3 separate regions of the Homo sapiens genome follow, and all the other regions are linked to region 2. A link is a contact called in ENCODE Hi-C or POLR2A ChIA-PET data. All regions are on one chromosome and are shown on one strand. The core of a region is the stretch at or near the end of the contact, and the rest is flanking DNA. Distances in the headings are between cores, read along the strand shown. Region 1 overlaps LIMD1 (LIM domain containing 1). Region 2 overlaps CDCP1 (CUB domain containing protein 1). Region 3 has its middle 27 kb from the start of LIMD1.

Region 1 (3,918 bases), core at 885-3,384, 490 kb after region 2:
CTAAGTATGGATACTTGAAAATGTAAAATCGCACGTGGCTTGCATATTTTTCTGCTGGGCAGGGCTGTGCCTTACAAAGCACTTAGAACAGGCTGTAACACATGGTCGTTTGCTGTATACATTCTCTTGCTTTGTCATTTTCTCAAAAGCATGGAAGCGTCTTTACCTTGTCCCATCTGAAAGCCAAGCCCAATCGATTTGTTCAGAACCACAAATGCTTAAACAAAAAGATCATCATTTGTTCAAGGGAGGCTGATTTCATGATTGCCAACCACCAAGTGAGCCCACTGAGGCCAAATGCCTGATGCAAGGGATGGCAGGCTGCTCCCACGCAGCCTTAGAACGAATCCGTTCCCACTTGAAGCAGGGGGGCTCTGGGGTCCGAAGCTGCTGTGTGCACAGGGCTTGATGGAGCAGGTGGTCATTGCAGCTGAGCCAACTTTCCAGCGCCTTAAAAAATACACTCAGTTTAGCAAGTACAGGCAGAAAGCCCAAAGAGATGGCCCATCCCCTTGAGGGAGGTAGAGAAGTGAACGATGGTGTTTCCTGTCCCAAGAGGTGGGAGGAAGGCTGTTTGGGATTTGGCTCATCAGGGGCCACAGGCTACTGGGATGCCTATGTCCTATCCCTCTGTGTAGGCTATGGAGCCCTTTCCTGGGTATGGGCCTCCCAATAAGCCTGTGGCCAATGCAGGGGCAGGCTGGGAGGTGGCTTTCCAGGCAGCTTGCAAAGGCCTGTTTGTCTGAGGCTTGTCCTGACATCACTGAGGCTTTGCTTGCAGGTGGCAGGGACTTACACAGAGGCTCTTTGTTGGCCAGCCACAGAGGTCAGTTAGAAGCCATGAATGGACTGGAGCTGGCAGCCCCTCCTCTACCCATAGCACACAGCTGCCACCTCTCTGGGTTGCCCATGCCTGACGGTGGGTGTGTGAGGTGTGGGGAGAGGCATCTCTGCCCAAATTTGTAGCCAGAGAGCAGAGGAAGTGAAGTTGGTGGGAGGCGGTGAGGAAGGCAGGGAGAAAGAAAGGAGGTGGTGTTGAGGAAGCTAGCATGGCTTCTGCCCAGCTCTGTCATGGTTTGCAGGTGCGCGCTCTCTCTCTCTCTCTCTCTCTCTCTCTCTTTAAAGACAAATTCTCACTCTGTACCCAGGTTAGAGTTCAGTGGCACCATCTTAGCTCACTGTAGCCTTGGCTTCCTGGGCTCAAGCAATCCTCCCATCCCAGCCCCCCGAATAACTGGAAACACAGGTATGCACAACCATGCCTGGCTAATTTGTTAATTTTTGTAGAGGCAGGGTCTCGCTGTCTTGCCCAGGCTGGTCTTGAACTCCTGGGCTCAAGTGATCCTCCCACCTCGGCCTCCCAAAGTGCTAGGATAACAGGTGTGAGCCACTGTGCCAGGCCTTTTGCAGGCTATTTGATGTCTGCATTGGATACTTGGGGTCAGGCTCAATGCCTGGAAGTCATTTAGTGTCATTCTGCTGTGCTCTATTACTTTAAGCATTCACAAGCCTTTCCACACTCTCACTTCTTGATAGGAGGAGTGTCTAGGAATTGTTTTCAAAATGCTGTATTTGCATACAGAGAAATGTGTAGTTCAGTGAGTTTTGACAGATGCATGCACCTGTGTGACCCACATTCCTATCAAGATATAGAATAGTTCCATCCCCAGAAAGTTCCCTCATGCTTCTTTCCAGTTAGTGCTCACCTCCAGGCAACTACAATTCTGATTTTTTAAAATCATTTATTAGTTTTGCCCATTCTAAGATGTAATATAAATGGATTCATATAGTATTTATATACAGTTGATCTTCATTATCCACAGATTCTGTATTTGTGAATCAGCTTACTTGCTAAAATTTATTTGTAACCCCAAAATTAATACTCACAGTTCTTTTGTGATCATTCACAGATATAACAGAGTGCTGAAAAGTTTGAGTCCCCTGACGCCTATCTTCCCAGCTGAAGTCGAACAAGGCAACGCTCCGCCTTCTTGTTTCAGGTCATGCAGTAAACAGGTGTCCTTTTCATGGTCTATTTAGTGCCATGGTTTTTGCATTTTTGTGGTTTTTGTTGATGATTTTGCTGTTTCAAATGGCCCCCAGGCACAGTGCTGGAGTGCTTTCTAGTGTTCCTAAGAGCAAGAGGGCTGTGATGTGCTTTACAACGAGAATATGTATGAGAGAAGCTTTCTTCAGGCACGAGCTACAGGGCTGTTGGCTGAGGGTTCGATGTTAATGAATCAACAATATATACTAAGGAAGGTGTCTCTAAATAGAAGCACACATAAAACAAGGTCATATATTCATCAGTTGATGAAAGTGTTGTGGTCAGAAGTTTTCAGAAACCTAACCCTGTATTTCTGCCAGAAGCAGTGGTTCAGTATTGACTGATTCAGTATTCTTGCCAAATAATGAGAATCAACTATAGTACTCCTTTGTCCAGCTTATTTCACTCAGATAATATCTGTGAAATTCAGCTATGCTGTTGCATTATCAACTGGGCTTTTTGCATTATCAATTGTGCTTTTGTTTTACTGCTGAGTAATATTACATTGTATGGATACACCACAAGATTTGTTTTTCCATTTCCCTGTTGAGGTTTTTTTTTTTTTTTCATTTTTGGCTATTATGAATAAGTCTGTTAGGATTGTTTTTGTGTAAGACTTTGGGTTTTTTTTTTGTTTGTTTTTTTCTTTTGTAAATATGGGATCTCGCTATGTTGTCCAGGTTGGTTTTGAACTCCTGGCTTCAAGTGATTCTCCTGCCTTGGCCTCCTAAAGTGCTGGAATTATAGGCATGAGCCACTGCACCTTATATGTACAAGTCTTTGTATAGACACAGGCTTTCGTTTCTCTTGGGTAAATACCTAGGAGTAGAATTGCTGGATCATGGAGTAGGTGTATGTATAACTTTTTTAGCAACTGCCAAAAACTTTTCCAAAGTGGCCGTGCCACTTAGCATTCCCACAGCAGTGTGAAAGTTCCTCTGATTCTCCAGCTGTTTTTAGAATTTCTTGGGGGCCCTGCTTTACTTGTTGCTTTCTAAGCCACCTGTTCTCTGAGCTGGCAACGCTTGGCTGATACCCTCCCAATTTCCTCTGTTAAAATATTATCTTCACAAGATATTTTATTCCTTTCTTGATAGTGATGGGCTGTGAGCCCATCACTATTTTACTTTGCTTCTTTGCTCTCTTAAGAGTTTGATTTAAAAAACATTTTTTTGTTTTTGCTTTTACCAGTTTTCTCTAGTACAGAAATCCTCTTAGGCTGGGCACAGTGGCTCATGCTTGTCATCCCAGCACTTTGGGAGGCCGAGGCGGGTGGATCACGAGGTCAGGAGATCGAGACCATCCTGGCTAACATGGTGAAACCCAGCCTCTACAACAAATATAAAAAATTAGCCGGGCGTGGTGGCGGGCACCTGTAGTTAAAAAAAAAAAAAAAAAAGGAAATCCTCTGCCCGGGTGCTGTGGTTCACGCACTTTGTAATCCCAGCACTTTGGGAGCTGAGGCAGGGGGATTGCTTGAGCTTAGAGATTCAAGACCAGCCTGGGCAACATGGTGAAACTTTGTCTCTACGAAAAATAAAAAAATTAGCTGGGCGTGGTGGTGCGTGCCTATAGTTCCAGGTACCGGGGAGGCTGAGGTGGGAGGATCATATGAGCCCAGGAGGTCAAAGCTGCAGTGAGCCATGATCACACCACTGCATTCCAGCCTGGGCAACAGAATGAGGCCCTGTCTCAAAAAAAGTGATAATAATAATAAAATAAAAAATAAATTCCTGGGTGTTTTTTTTTTTTTTTGCCGTTTTTTAAACCTTAAACACAGCTAACTGTAGAAAAGTCAGAAAGTATAGAAAAAAATTGGAAAGGTCACCGATCATCCTACTCTAGGGATAATCACTGTTAGGATAGACTTT
Region 2 (3,650 bases), core at 939-3,438:
CCACGACCAAGGCAGTGCCTGATCCCCACGAGGAGACAAAACGTTTTAAGCCCCAAAACAACTCCATATAAAACTATTAGTCCCTGTGTGCTTGTCTTCACCGCATTTAATTTCTCATAGACATACTACCATTCCCATATTTTACTTTCGGCTAATAAATCCTGGCAAGAACAAGGGACTATGCATCTTTTAATTAATAGCTTGAGAGAGAATATATTCTCAGGGGCAGAAGTTTTATTTGCTCAAATGCTTGGTCTTCAAGCAGTGTGGCCATTTAGAATCTTCTGAGGCTGAGGAGTTCCTCAAGATGTCAGATTAAAAATGAATCCAGATCTATGTTCAGAAACCCAGTTGCCAGGTTTATATCTGAGCTGTATATTACAACTCTTGTGTTCTTTTTCTGTAATCATGAAAACGTCTAACTGTGTTATTTGTAAAAAAAATTCTTGGAGCCCTCAGTCTCTCCAAGTTGGGCTAATTCACCAGCAAGTGAAGCTGAGTCCAATCTGAGGCTACAGCCCATCTAGCTATGTTACCAATTTCTTTCTTATTCCCATTTCCCCTTCTGTCAGCTTTTTTATCCTTTATTTAAAAATTCCTGCCCCTATGATCATTATTTTAAATCAGTGCTAGACGCTAAGCAGAGCTGCATTGCCTAAGGCTAGAGATGGGGAGAGGGAATGGAGTACCAGGGGGCAAAGCAGACCGTGCAGGGTGAGGGGACTGTTTTGTATCTTGACGATAGCAGTGATTACACCTTGTATACAAATGCCAAAATTCATCAAACTGTACACTTAAAATTGATGATGTTTATTTTATGTAAGCTATACCTTAATAAAAAGAAAAAGTGTTCAAAAGATCATGTTTTCACACAAAGTAGGCATGTAATAAATTAATAAAAGAATAATCATTACCACAGTTAAAATATGGTTTAATAATATTTTGGGGGAAGCCTAGGTATATGTAATATTTTAAATCTCTTTAACTTAGATTCAGAGAAGACCAAAGCTGATCTCACCAAAATCTCTCCACTCAGTTCTTCTCTGTTGTTTGGCCAGGTTAGTACCCAAAATAATTCTGGGTATATGGCAAGGTATTCTTTTATAATGACAGTCAAAGAAAAATGTATAATCTGTATTTTTTTTTTTTTTTTTGAGACGGAATCTCACTCTGTTGCCCAGGCTGGAGTGCGGTGGCGCAACCTCGGCTCACTGCAACCTCCGCCTCCTGGGCTCAAGCTATTCTCCTGCCTCAGCCTCCCGAGTAGCTGGGACTAAAGGCATGTGCCACCACGCTCAGCTAATTTTTGTATTTTTAGTAGAGCTGGGGTTTCACCATGTTGGCCAAGCTGGTCTTGAACTCCTGACCTCAGGTGATCCACCCACCTCAGCCTCCCAAAGTGCTGGGATTACAGGCGTGAGCCATTGTGCCCAGCCAGAAAAATGTATAATCTCTTTTAGAAATTTTTTTTTGAGACAGAGTTTCCCTCTGTTGCCCAGGCCGGAGTGCAATGGCGTGATCTTGGCAACCTCTGCCTTTGGGACTCAAGTGATTCTCGTGCCTCAGTCTCCCGAGTAGCTGGGACTACAGGTGTGCCACCACGCCTGGCTAATTTTTGTATTTTGTAGTAAAGAGGGGGTTTCACCATGTTGGCTGGGCTGGTCTTGAACTCCTGGCCTCAAGTGATTTGCCCACCTCGGCCTCCCAAAGTGCTGGGATTACAGGTGTGAGCCACTGCACCTGGCCTAGAAATTCATTTTTTAAAGAATTTTGGAAATGATGTATTCATTCGACAAACATTTTCTGGGTTCATAATCTATTCTAGGGACACACTTGGTGCAAATGACTTAATGATAAAAACAGCCAGAGTCCCTGCCCTTAGGGAATTAATAGCCTAGACTAAGGGCCTACAAATGGTCTGTGATAAAGTTCTAAGCCCTAGTAGGTATAACAAGGGCTCTGGGAATCTGTACTGGTCTATGCTGAGACGTAGGGATTTTTTTTTTTTTGGTCCATGGTGAGAAGTAGGGATTCGCTTTTACTTTTTTTTCCATATGGAGAGCCCATTGTTCCAACTCTAAGCGTTGAATATACCAGTCCTTCCTTCATGAATTACTAATGCTACTTCTGTTGTTTCTATTTTTTATTTATGGTCTTTCACACAAACTCATTTTGCAATCAAGGAAGATGAAACCTTACGAGGGTTAAATGACTCACTCCTGGTAGATGTTTAACGTCTTAATATGTTTCTTTGCCCTGGCTGAGATGATCAACCCAGCACGTTCTACTGTCCAGCTGTAGTTTGTAACTATTCTTTGGTATACCAGACCAGAGAATTTGGGCTTGAGTAATCCCCCACCTGGTGTCCAGCTCATAGTTCAGAGGAAACAACTAAGCTAAAGACACATGATAGGCAAAGCTGAATTTAGCTACCTTTCCAACAGGAGGAGATGACTTATATTATAGGCTCTTTTCTAGGGTCACAGCCAAGGACACATCACTCACATGGCTGTCATTTTTAATGATCCCCCTCATCCTAACTGATAAATAAGTTAGCTAGAAGGGGTGAACAGGAGCAAGAAGATAATGATTCAACACCTTGTACATACTTGAAATGTGGACTCTCTCCTGACCCCCACCAATTCTGCCACTCTGGAGGCATTTATTTCGCTGCAATAAAAACAGTGGTAAAATCCCCACTGCTTAAGTAGAGTAACTTGTCAGCTCATTTGATCACAAATGCTTGGATCACATCTCTTTCTTTTGCCTCCCCAGGAATTTGGTATTTCATTGGTCTAATATTTCAGAAAATCATTACCCAGGTTCAGAGAAACTTAGAAATGCTCCAGATTCTGGTGTGACTTTGAGGCTTTATGGGCTGAAAGGCATCCAAGCTTTCACTAGAGCAGTGCATGGGCTCCTGGGCTTAGGGCATTTGGAAAAGCTTACAAGGCACAGGCTTGGGCTCCTGAGTCACACACAGCTCTTTTCTTCAGCTCTCCTGCCTCCTGACCTCTCCTTATTAGGACACCTTTGTGAGCATCTGCCTCACCAGCTCCTTCCTGGGCAGGCAGGGTTGGGGGAAGAATTTCCATTTGTTTTAATCATCATTCATGATTCACCATTCATTAATCACCATATCACACATCCCTGTTATTTCTTCTCCCTGCCATCCTATTTCTTTGCAATTCTCGATTCTAGTAAGGGAAACTAATGTAGGGGAGGGAATTCCAGGTGATAAACACCGGAAGTCATTTTTCTCCCAGATCTGTCAAATACAGTTTAAAAGACTGGCAAAATAACTGGCAACCCGTCTAAAATTTGTAGACGAATTGGAACAAGTTGCCTCAATTCTGGGTGTGGTTGCCTGTGGGACTCGGCTCTCATTCACCTTCTCTGTCCAAGGAAGATGGACTGAGCAGCTCCCAGCCAGGGCTGGGCTCAGCCTAGGCACCAGGAGATACATATTAAGATGCATGGTGCCCTGGAGGAGTGCCCAGGATGCCAAGGGAGGCAGACTCAGAAACCAAGAAGTTTGTGGCTGCTCAGTCACGGCTTGCATGTGAGTCAGGTTCCACTTATGGCCAAAATAGCCCTGTCCTCTCTTAGGAAGAGGTCACATTGCAGACCAACATTCCATTCTCAACAAG
Region 3 (4,148 bases), core at 1,255-3,754, 440 kb after region 2:
TGATGCCCATGTGAAATGGTGAGATACTGGCTTCTATGTGGGGGCAAATGATGAGGACTAAGGGGACAGATGGAAATCTTTGGCTTCAGAGGATGATGAGAGTCAGTCAACTGAAAATTAGGAGGTAGGGCAGTCCCAGCAGAAGGGGTGGCATATATGTAAATGCTAAGTGGCAGGAAAGTTCTAAGTGTCTTTGAGGAAGTGAAAGGCAAATGTGACCAGGGCACAGCAAATGAAGGTGGGGGACCATGAAGAGAAGGACCAGAGCCAGCTTAGCCACATTAAGGATTCTGGATTTATTCAAAGGTGATGCTCCATTTGCAGGTTCAAAATATTGACTGCAATGAACATGGGTTGAATAAACAGTGAGAGAGTGAATGAATGACTATTATCAAGTAAAGAGATGAGAGGCACACAAGCGTAAAAATGGAGACCCAAGTAATTCCATTTACTGAAGAAGGAATAGTGAGGCCTTATTCAAGGCCAGAGGTGCTGAGAATTTCTTTCCTGGACTGCACCATGGGAATTCAGATGTTTCTAGCTGTAGGGGAAGCCTTCACTCTCCCAGGTGTGGGTCTGTTCCTTAATATAGTGTAAGGGTAGAGGAAAAACTTCCTCTCCTCACCTAAGGTAATGAACTGACAAAAGGCAGATTAACAGGAGAGAATGGTGTGCAAAATCTGTTAACACTCATACGAACATGGGAGCTGTGCCCAAAGTTTAAGACTTGAAGAGGGGCCAGGTGGTTGAGGGTTTAATACTCTCTTCATAGGGAGAGACGTGTGGACACAGGAGGCAGACACTATTTTGTAAATGATTCTCTAGATGACCATTACACCACCTTCTTCTGCCCCACAGCCCTCCTTCCTCTCTCCTTCTCTATTCTGTAATCTCAAAACACCCAGAATCCCTGGTGAGGGCCAACAAGTGTCACATCCCCTGACAAACAGGAGGAGGAACTGTTGACCACACCCCAGTGCCCTTTACATTTTTCAGTGTGAAGTAAGATGTAGTCTGCACTTGACCGTGGGAATCACTGGCTTATGGAGACACCAGTAATGGGGACACTCAGTTACTTGAGTGGACATGGATTAAGTAAGACAGCCCCAAACATAAGCTGGGCCTCTGTGTCCGTATCCTCCAGCAGGCCACACAAGGGTACGGGGCGCAGTGCACACCTCTCAGGAGAACACAAGCTGTCCCGAATCATTTACAACCATCTCCATGAAACTATGCATAAGGCCGCCTTTGCCCTCCAGGCAGCAGACACAGGGGCTTTTTGCTGCTGTCTTCCATAAATTACTGGAAGCTCCAGGTGTGTTCATTCAGGTTCTCTGAGAAGCAGATACCAAGATGGGATATGACACGCAAGAGATGTATTGGAGAAAATGCCTGTGCAGGAGAACAGAGAGCAAGATGGGGGCATTGGGAGAACCATCAGATTTTGACGCAGTCTGACCCCTGTGAAGGAGAGAAGTAAGGGAGGTCTTAGACAGCTGTTTAAGGGAGTCCTTGGGTCAGAGTCATCTGTCAGTGGAGCCCCACATCTCTCAGGAATAGGCCTGCCCGAGTATCCCTGCCTTGCTCAGCCATAGGCTGGGAGCAGCCTGTGGGAGGCATAGCCTTGGCACAGATGGGGTGGCGGGTCCCGAGCACAGTGTCTGGGGTCTCTGGCAATCACGCTCCCACAGTGGAAGGTTGGAGGGCCTGGCAGTGGGCTAAGAGGGCTGTGGCCCAGTCCTCTCCACAGCCTGCCACCAGCTCGGCGCCTAGCCAGTCCCAGCAAAGTCAGTTCCCAAGGTGGTGAGACTGTGGGAGGGAAACAGCCATCCCCACACAGGCCTCCCTGCAGGCCTCAAGGGAAGGTCACCCAGGACAACCAGCTCCACAGCAGAGGGAGGATCTGTGAGGCACTTTCATGTCAATAGGGGTTGCATGTCCTCAGAGGAAATCAAACCGTGAAATCATTTCCAACACAAAAGCCCATTTATTTTAACAAGGGAAAAAAACAGTGGCTCCAAACAGCCCTCAGACATGATGGGTACCCTGTGGACGTCTGTGATGCCTTGTGGTCCATTCACAGTTCCTGGTAGGCACAGAGCGAATCTTTTCCATGTTTTGGGTTTTTTGTTTGTTTGTTTGTTTTTGTTTTTTAAATGGACTTAGAGGGTTGTGAGCATTTTGCAAAAGAATCAAACACCATGCCAGTTGCCAGTCTGTGCCAGCACCTTCGATTCCCAGTCTGGCCCTGCTCAGTGGCAAGATTTAGATTTAAAATCCATTTTTCCAAGAAGACAGGATGGTGAACATGTAAGTCTGATATTCAGTCTCCAGGCCTGGTGACTTGCTCCTCCGAGGCCCCAAAGCCCAGGAGAGATGCTCACTCGGTTCTCTCCATGTTCCGTCTGAACATCACCTGCTTCAGTTCCCCAGTAGATTGGTTGTGCCAATTGACCTGGTATATCACACAGCTGTGGCCTCGGGGCTGTGTTTTTATCTCCTAAGTGGTTAAGATTTAAAGATGGGGAGCAGAGTGGGCGGGAAAGGGCGGGAAGACGTCAGCAGATGTGAAATCAGGCAGACAAAAATAAACAGGGCACTCTTCCTTCCTGTCTGTAGGGCTCACCATCTCCAAGAGGTGGGTCAATTCTCCTCCCCAGGAGCAGATGGGGAACTTCACAGCCACATCCTCAGTTCAGTTTCTCTAGCCGCTTCTAGGGTTTTCCCGAGCCTGCCCTCAAGCTGTGAGGAGCCTCTTTTGTAGCTCACATCCCAACCATGTGGATTAATGAAAATGTCACAGGGGCTTTTTCTTTTTGATGTTGCCTTACACATGCACCTCAAATGTCCCCAAGTCCTCTGGCCTTCTGGAGTCACCCATTTTTTTATTTTAGATTTAGGGGTACATGTGAAGGTTTGTTACATAGGTAAGCATGTGTCACAAGGGTCTGTTGTACAGATTGTTTCATCACCCAGCTATTAAGCCCAGTACCCAATATTTTTTCTGCTCCTCTCCCTCCTCCCACCCTCCACCCTCAAGCACGCCCCAGTGTCTGTTGTTCCCTTCTTTGTGTCCATAGTCCTTTTTTTTTTTTGAGACGGAGTCTTGCTCTGTCGCCCAGGCTGGAGTGCAGTGGCGCGATCTCCGCTCACTGCAAGCTCCGCCTCCCGGGTTCACGCCATTCTCCTGCCTCAGCCTCCGGAGTAGCTGGGACTGCAGGCGCCTGACACCACGCCCGGCTAATTTTTTGTATTTTTAGTAGAGACGGGGTTTCACCGTGTTAGCCAGGATGGTCTCGATCTCCTGACCTCGTGATCTGCCCGCCTTGGCCTCCCAAAGTGCTGGGATTACAGGCATAAGCCACCGCGCCCGGCCTTCATCACGCAGCTATTAAGCCCAGTACCCAATAGTTATCTTTTCTGCTCCTCTCCCTCCTCCCTCCCTCCACCCTCAAGCAGGCCCCAGTGTCTGTTGTTGCCTTCTTTGTGTCCATAAGTTCCTACCATTTAGCTCCTATGTGTAGGTGAGAACATGCAGTATTTGGTTTTGTGTTCCTACATTAGTTTGCTAAGAATAATAGCCACCAGCTCCAATCCACTTATTTATTACTCAAAAAAAATAGATCCAACCACTAATATCATGAAACTAGGGGAAGTTGTGCCCTCTCACCACTGAAACTAGCCCATTCAAGGTCACCAACGACCTTCGTATTGCAAAGCCAATGACACTTTCAACCCTCGTCTTAATTCTACAGACACACTCTTCTTTCTCTTCTCCTGCCTCCTGGCCGCGCTGTCTCAGCCTCATTTTCTGGCTCTTTCCTCTCTTTGAATTCTTGGGGGCTTGGTCCTGGACCCTCTATTCTTCTCATTCTTCTCTATACCCTCTGCCCAGATGAGCTTACTCAGGCCCATGATATCAAACACCAATGGCACCAAATTTCACATCCACTGATGAAAATGCCTTTGTAAAAATTACAACATTGAGAAAAATCTGGCATAAGGAAATTTTGAAAGTGAAAGAAATCTGACCTGACTCTATCTTGCTTCGAACCTTCATGCTACCCTTGTTCATTCCTGGGCATAGGCCAAACTAACTTTGGGAGGAATTTAGTTTATAGTTTAACTATTTTTTTTTTTTTTAAGAG

Evidence for each region. A loop is a pair of places that touch in the nucleus more often than their neighbours do. ChIA-PET counts read pairs that join two places held with the same protein, here RNA polymerase II (POLR2A). Pooled maps may share reads with other maps.
Region 1: a map with no recorded cell type shows a loop between it and region 2 (15-fold over the local background). The contact joins two enhancer-like sites. A Hi-C loop is called at or near these places in 1 of 168 maps with a recorded cell type or tissue (aorta), 1 of 37 single-sample maps with no recorded cell type and 2 of 50 pooled maps.
Region 3: a map with no recorded cell type shows a loop between it and region 2 (12-fold over the local background). The contact joins two enhancer-like sites. A Hi-C loop is called at or near these places in 2 of 37 single-sample maps with no recorded cell type and 2 of 50 pooled maps. POLR2A ChIA-PET finds 5 or more read pairs at or near these places in 1 of 52 experiments (BJ).

What each region holds. Positions count from the first base shown.
Region 1 is chr3:45,610,982-45,614,899 of GRCh38, forward strand. All of the region lies in intron 1 of LIMD1 (LIM domain containing 1), which reads left to right. Among named protein-coding and RNA genes, the nearest start is that of LIMD1, 18 kb to the left of the region's middle. RefSeq lists enhancers at 741-810, 1,868-1,917. Within about 2 kb of position 2,135, at least 6 of the 41 ENCODE cell types and tissues checked have a DNase peak (open chromatin) inside an H3K27ac peak, as active enhancers do.
Region 2 is chr3:45,121,008-45,124,657 of GRCh38, forward strand. The region is part of intron 1 of CDCP1 (CUB domain containing protein 1); the gene reads right to left. Among named protein-coding and RNA genes, the nearest start is that of CDCP1, 24 kb to the right of the region's middle. RefSeq lists enhancers at 2,970-3,471, 3,472-3,650. Within about 2 kb of position 2,189, at least 10 of the 41 ENCODE cell types and tissues checked have a DNase peak (open chromatin) inside an H3K27ac peak, as active enhancers do.
Region 3 is chr3:45,565,352-45,569,499 of GRCh38, forward strand. No RefSeq gene overlaps it. Among named protein-coding and RNA genes, the nearest start is that of LIMD1, 27 kb to the right of the region's middle. RefSeq lists an enhancer at 1,754-2,280. Within about 2 kb of position 2,505, at least 5 of the 41 ENCODE cell types and tissues checked have a DNase peak (open chromatin) inside an H3K27ac peak, as active enhancers do.